2 separate regions of the Homo sapiens genome follow, and region 1 is linked to region 2. The links are chromatin loops, found by intact Hi-C in ENCODE. Cell type or tissue: mesothelial cell of epicardium. All regions are shown on one strand. Each heading gives the region's core, and the rest is flanking DNA. Links, peaks and the distances in the headings are about the cores only.

Evidence for each region. Hi-C counts contacts between places; a loop is a spot of excess contacts. Peaks named below come from ENCODE experiments on the same cell type or tissue, not always from the same donor. Only the 100,000 strongest peaks of a DNase experiment are listed, where the experiment ranks them.
Region 1: a loop joins it to region 2, with 15 times the contacts of the local background. A loop is called at or near these places in 1 of 110 quality-filtered maps.

Annotation. Positions count from the first base shown.
Region 1 is chr6:101,030,760-101,033,681 of GRCh38, forward strand. The region is part of intron 3 of LOC107984041 (a long non-coding RNA gene); the gene reads left to right. Among named protein-coding and RNA genes, the nearest start is that of ASCC3, 150 kb to the left of the region's middle. In mesothelial cell of epicardium, for the core only: no CTCF peak of the experiment used is centred there; no DNase peak of the experiment used is centred there.
Region 2 is chr6:101,132,553-101,135,474 of GRCh38, forward strand. All of the region lies in intron 5 of LOC107984041 (a long non-coding RNA gene), which reads left to right. Among named protein-coding and RNA genes, the nearest start is that of ASCC3, 250 kb to the left of the region's middle. In mesothelial cell of epicardium, for the core only: no CTCF peak of the experiment used is centred there; a DNase peak (open chromatin) is centred at 1,499.

The sequences.
Region 1 (2,922 bases), core at 284-2,783, 100 kb before region 2:
GGTCAGGGACCCACTTGAGGAGGCAATCTGTCCGTTCTCAGATCTCGAACTCTGTGCTGGGAGAACCACTACTCTCTTCAAAGCTGTCATACAGGGAGATTTAAGTCTGCAGAGGTTTCTGCTGCCTTTAGTTTGGCTATGACCTGCCCCCAGAGGTGGAGTCTACAGAGGCAGGCAGGCCTCCTTGAGCTGCGGTGGGCTCTACCCAGTTCGAGCTTCCCAGCCGCTTTGTTTACCTACTCAAGCCTCAGCAATGGCAGGTGCCCCTCCCCCAGCCTTGCTGCCACCTTGCAGTTCGATCTCAGACTGCTGTGCTAGCAAAGAGTGAGGCTGCATGGGTGTGGGACCCTCCGAGCCATGCGCGGGATATAATCTCCTGGTGTGCCATTTGTTAAGACCATTGGAGAAGCGTAGTATTAGGGTGGGAGTGACCCGATTTTCCAGGTGCCGTCTGTCACAGCTTTGCTTGGCTAGGAAAGGGAATTCCCTGACCCCTTGCCCTTCCCGGGTGAGGCAATGCCTCGCTCTGCTTCGGCTCACACTCGGTGCGCTGCACCCACTGTCCTGCACCCACTGTCCAACAAGCCCTAGTGAGATGAACCCAGTACCTCAGTGGGAAATGCAGAAATCATTCGTCTTCTGCGTCACTCATGCTGGGACCTGTAGACTGGAGCTGTTCCTATTCGGCCATCTTGGAACCACCACCTTGAGACACATTTTTGTCTCAAACTAAATTTCAAGCTTTGGGTCAAAGCCTTAGGAAAAAAACAAAACAAAACAAAACAAAACAAAACAAAACAAAAACTGGATTCAAGGAATCCAGAGGCAGACCATAACACAAGTTAAAAGGCACTGCACAGGTGAGCATGACTAATTCCTGACAATTAAGCCAAGCCTCTCATTCCATGGATAAAGGTCATGCTAGTATTCATGGAATAAATGAAGTCTCGGGAACTCGAAGGCTACTCACAGCAGGCGAGACAGGTTGTATGTAGGTAAGAGTGGGTATTCCCACCCCTAGGCCCTCCTTTTAACATTGGCGAAAGCCGCTTTGACACCCATGGGCAGCACCCTTTTGCAGTTGCTGGGACTTAGGGATATAAGGATGGAAGAAAGAAAGGATGCCTCACTTTCTCTCCCTTATGTACTCTGGGCGTTCACTAGGAAGAGAAAGGAACCAGGGATGCTTGTTCCCCTCTTTCTAGATGAGTAGCCATTCTTCTGCAGTCTGTACTCCTTTTGAATATATCCTGAACCCCTGGGATGCTTTTGAAAAAAATGCCTTCTTTTTTCCTTTTCCTCCTCTGTCTTCTTTTCACAGATAGGTAATTGTGTCTCTGTACTATGGGACACTCCCCTCATATACATCCTTGAAACTTGGAAAAGTTCATTTCCCAAACCTTAAACTGGTTGGCTTAGGATTGGGCTTGGAGTAAGTGAAGCCAGAACACTGACATGTCTGCAAAAGGGTAAATTTTTTTTTGTTTGTTTGTTTACCAGTCAGGCTTTTGGCCTCCCTCTCCCTGTGCAAACTGGTAAAAGCTTTGGGATTTTTGAGCTGTTCTTACCCCACCTTGTTTTGTTTTGATACATATTTTCTAATAACTTGGTTTGTCTCTTCTTGCCTTTGGGCCATCAAACTCCAAACAGTCACGCAACCGGAGCCTTGGATGATGGCCCCTTTTGTTGGGGATGCTTAGATAGGTTTTTGAGGGAGCTCTGACTGCCACTTCCCCAAAACAGCACCCCATGTCATCAAGAGGCAGTTAATATCAGTCTTTGTCCTTATCCTTATCCCTATTCTAATGGCAGTTAGATGTACTTCTTTAGAGGGGGGAATGATAGATGCAGGAGGCAGATAAGGGAGGGTACTCAGAGAATCTCTGACCCACCCCACAAGTGTATACATCAGATGTATACAGATGCTTTTGTGCAGATGAGGGAACCTGCCCAGGGCCTTGTCTTGGCATGCCCTCAATGGACTGGGGGCCCACCTTCACACTGGGAGAGTGGGGTGGAACCACTGGGGATTTGCACCTTATGCAGCGGGGAGGAGCCTGGCCTCTTCAGCTTGTGTATGGTGGCCTGGTATTCAATCTGTGAGGTGGGAGCCTATTGGCAGGACCCCTCTTTTTTTTTGCTGAGAGCTTTCTTTTAATAAATTTTGCTCTCCTTGCCTTTCAATGTGTCTGTGTGCCTAATTATTCCTGGTCATTAGACAAGAACCTGGATTTTAGCAGAACTAAGGAGCAAAAAAATCCCTCATTAGTATATCTAACCTTTTTCTTTTTACTTAGAAAATAAACATCATTTTGAAATATTTCAACAAAGGATCTGATGCAAGCCTGTTTTGTTCTCTGTTAGGGTTTAGGTATAAACCCTATCTGATGCTTCTTTTATAATGTGGTAAGTTGTAAGATATTTAATGTGACATTTAAAATTTTATCAAACACTCTAGAAATTGATCTTAAAGTTATTTTATTTCTTTTCATTTGTAATAGACTCATAGACACATTATTTTGTTTTGTTTCCATAAACATAATGGAACTCAAAAGCACTGCTTTGTGGATGGCAAGATCTTTCCAGGGGAAGCATAAATCTAACAAAGCTGAAGATACATCCCTAGTTTTCTCTGTCCTGAAAATGCACTATGCATTTGGGATCCCCTTCATTAGAAAACAGCTTCTTTTGAAAAGATGATATATATAATGATTAACAACAGCAGGTTTCTTATTAAAATAAGCTTTTGGATAAAATAACAATTTACTTTTTGATTTGCACTATCCAATTGATTTCTACTGTTACAGAAAGTGATAATTTTCCCCCAAACATGTGACACAGGTGTAAGTTTTAAAAGTTTAAAAAACTTTGTTGTGAAATGTTTAAGGCAAATAAAAAGATGTAAAGGGCAAAAATTACCCT
Region 2 (2,922 bases), core at 145-2,644:
AATAAAACTAAACCAAATTTAAGCTGAAAATGAGTTGATTGGAAGAGAAATTATAGAAGCAATAGAAGTGCTGACGAATTAAGCTTAGAAATGGCAAGAGGTAAGGCCACTTGCAGTGGTAAACAGCCTAGATCATGCCTTAGAACAGCCTGAGTACTGCTTGAGGCTTCCCAGTCTCTGTTTGCTTATTGGAGGTGACATGGTTTTGGTCTAGGCCTCCAACATAGATTCCAGCCACTGAATGTTTGTATTACTCCTGCAGGACTGGAACTCCCTAGTACAAACATCCAATTGACAGATCTTAGGTCATGTATCTTTGATTTGGCTCTCTGAGGGCAAGGAGGGAGTTTCTGGGCCCTTCAGCCTATGCAATCAGAGCCCTCATAACATATGATGAGGGATTTTCTCCAACCAGAAAATTTTGGGGTACAGAGTAGGAAAACATGATAATAAAATAATGCAACTAGAAACATTTAAAAGGAAAAACATTTGTATAGAAATGCATAATGGTTTGCACCTGTCTTGCATTTGGCCTAATGGACTCACTCCATGCTCTATCTTCAGATACTTTTCTACTTAAAATGTTATTACTGTTGACTTAGCAATTGTTATGCACTGAATGTTTGTGTCTCCCCAAATTTATATGCACTGAATGTTTATGTCTCCCCAAAATTCATATGTTGGGATTTCATATGAAATCCTAATCCCCAATGTGATGGTATTAGGAGGTAGAGAGGTAATTTGGTCGTGGATCTGGAGTCCTCTTGAATAGGTTTAGTGCCCTTACAAAAGAGACCCCAGAGAGCTCTCTAGTCCTCTTCCTACCATGTGAGGATACAACAAGATGATGGCAGTCCTGCAGCCTGGAAGAGCGCCTTCACCAGAAACCGACCATGCTGGCACCCTGATATGAGACATCTGGCCTTCAGATCTTTGGGAAATAAATTTCTGTTGTTTATAAGCCACCCAGTCTATGATACTTTGTTATAGCAGCTGAACTAAGATAGAAATTTTGTAAAAATTAATTTTTATAAATCACAATAATCTTTTCCCCCTTTCTTTGCTCAATTTTCATTACTTCCAGTGCATAAACATCTATATTTTTCTTTTCCTTTCCTTTTTAGCTTCTTACTGACTTTCTATCATGTTTCTAAATAATTATTTTATCCAAAACATCATGTAGATATAGTTTTCCTTTCTTTTCCTATCACAAAAAATGCACTGGTGAGAACGTAAGTGAAGTCATGTATGATTTATTTATTTATTTATTTTTGAGACAGAGTCTCGCCCTGTCACCCAGGCTGGAGAGCAGTGGCACGATCTCGGCTCACTGCAACCTCCGCCTCTGACGTTCAAACGATTCTTCTGCCTCAGCCTCCCGAGTAGCTGGCATTACAGGTGTCCGCCACCATGTCCAGCTAATTTTTTTTGTATTTTTAGTAGAGACGGGATTTCACCATGTTGGCCAGGCTGCTCTCAAACTCCTGACCTCATGAACCGCCCTCCTCAGCCTCCCAAAGTGCTGGGATTACAGATGTGAGCCACCAAGCCTGGCTGTACATTTCATTTTAAATCCTACCTCTGCACCAACCCCTCTACCCAACCCCCTTAGCTTTACCACCATCACTTTTAACACTTTACCTCTCCCAGGTGTCCAGGGGGTTCCATGTATGTTGGAGATAGCAATGAACCTCAGAAAGGCTATGCAGTACAATGGCTCCGAATGTGTTATCTGGAGTCAAACTACTGTTATCAATTGTAGAATATAATAAAAATACCTTCTTCGTCTTATTTTTAAGAAGCTTACATGAGTTATTGCTTGTTATGTATTTAGAACAGTGTCTGTAACATAGTAAACACAGTATAGGTGTAAAGCTCTTATTATTATTATTAATTAGTGTTATCAAGGAACACTAAATTAATTAGTGTTCCTTGCCCCATTATTCTAGGGCCTCTTGTATAATTTCTAAAGTATTAAGATGATGAAATTATCATAATATGTTCATGGATTTAAATGGTTTAAGATCTTATTCCAATCCAGGCAATGTATCTCTATTTCAACACGAGAGCTATAAAGCCATTTAACCAAAAGAGATGTACATATATTTTGCTACTCTGGTGAAGATATTTTTTAAGAAAATGGGCCTTTGAGTTTTTTGATACTCAGTTGAGGTGACCACTCCACATTTAATGTCTAGAGTTTTTTTTCTCTTTAGATCTTTCAGTCAGGTATCTTTCCTACCCCCAGATGGCAACATTTTATTTTGAAAGTTTTTAAACATACAACGAAGTTGAACAATTTTATACTGAATGCCCTTATTCCTACCATTCCTACTATAGAGTCCTATAATTTGCACTTTCATTTTTTTTCCTTTCCTACTACAAATAATAGTGTCCATTGTTGTGTACATCACTAGATTTAGTTGTAGTAGGGAAGGAAGCAAAGAACACAGGCTTTGCCTTCGGAGAACCACATCTGAGTCCCTTTTCTTGGCTTCCAGTGGTATTCCTTGGGTTAATTTCTTAGCCTGCTAGAGTTTAGTTTCCTTGTCTGTAAAATCTGAGCAATAATATTGACTTTAAAGTGTTGCTGTGATGATTTCGCTTAATTGCATAATAGACACTTGGCAGGTGTTACATCTCTTCTTTTTTGTATTTTTGCATTATTTATTGTAGTCATTTTTGAAATAATTACATTCCAGATCAATGGCCTTTCTTTAGTGTTTTCCGTCTACCACATTCATAAAAAAATTGACACAAGTGATTCAAACAACCACGTGGGAAACTAGATTTTGTGGTAACTTATTGTGGGTCGATTCATTTTGATTGTCTACTTTTATGACTTTCATGTATTCTGTTTAGCCTTTTGGATCCTTCTCTGTCATTTTAAGTGAGAATATTTTATTGAGATAGTAATGTCTT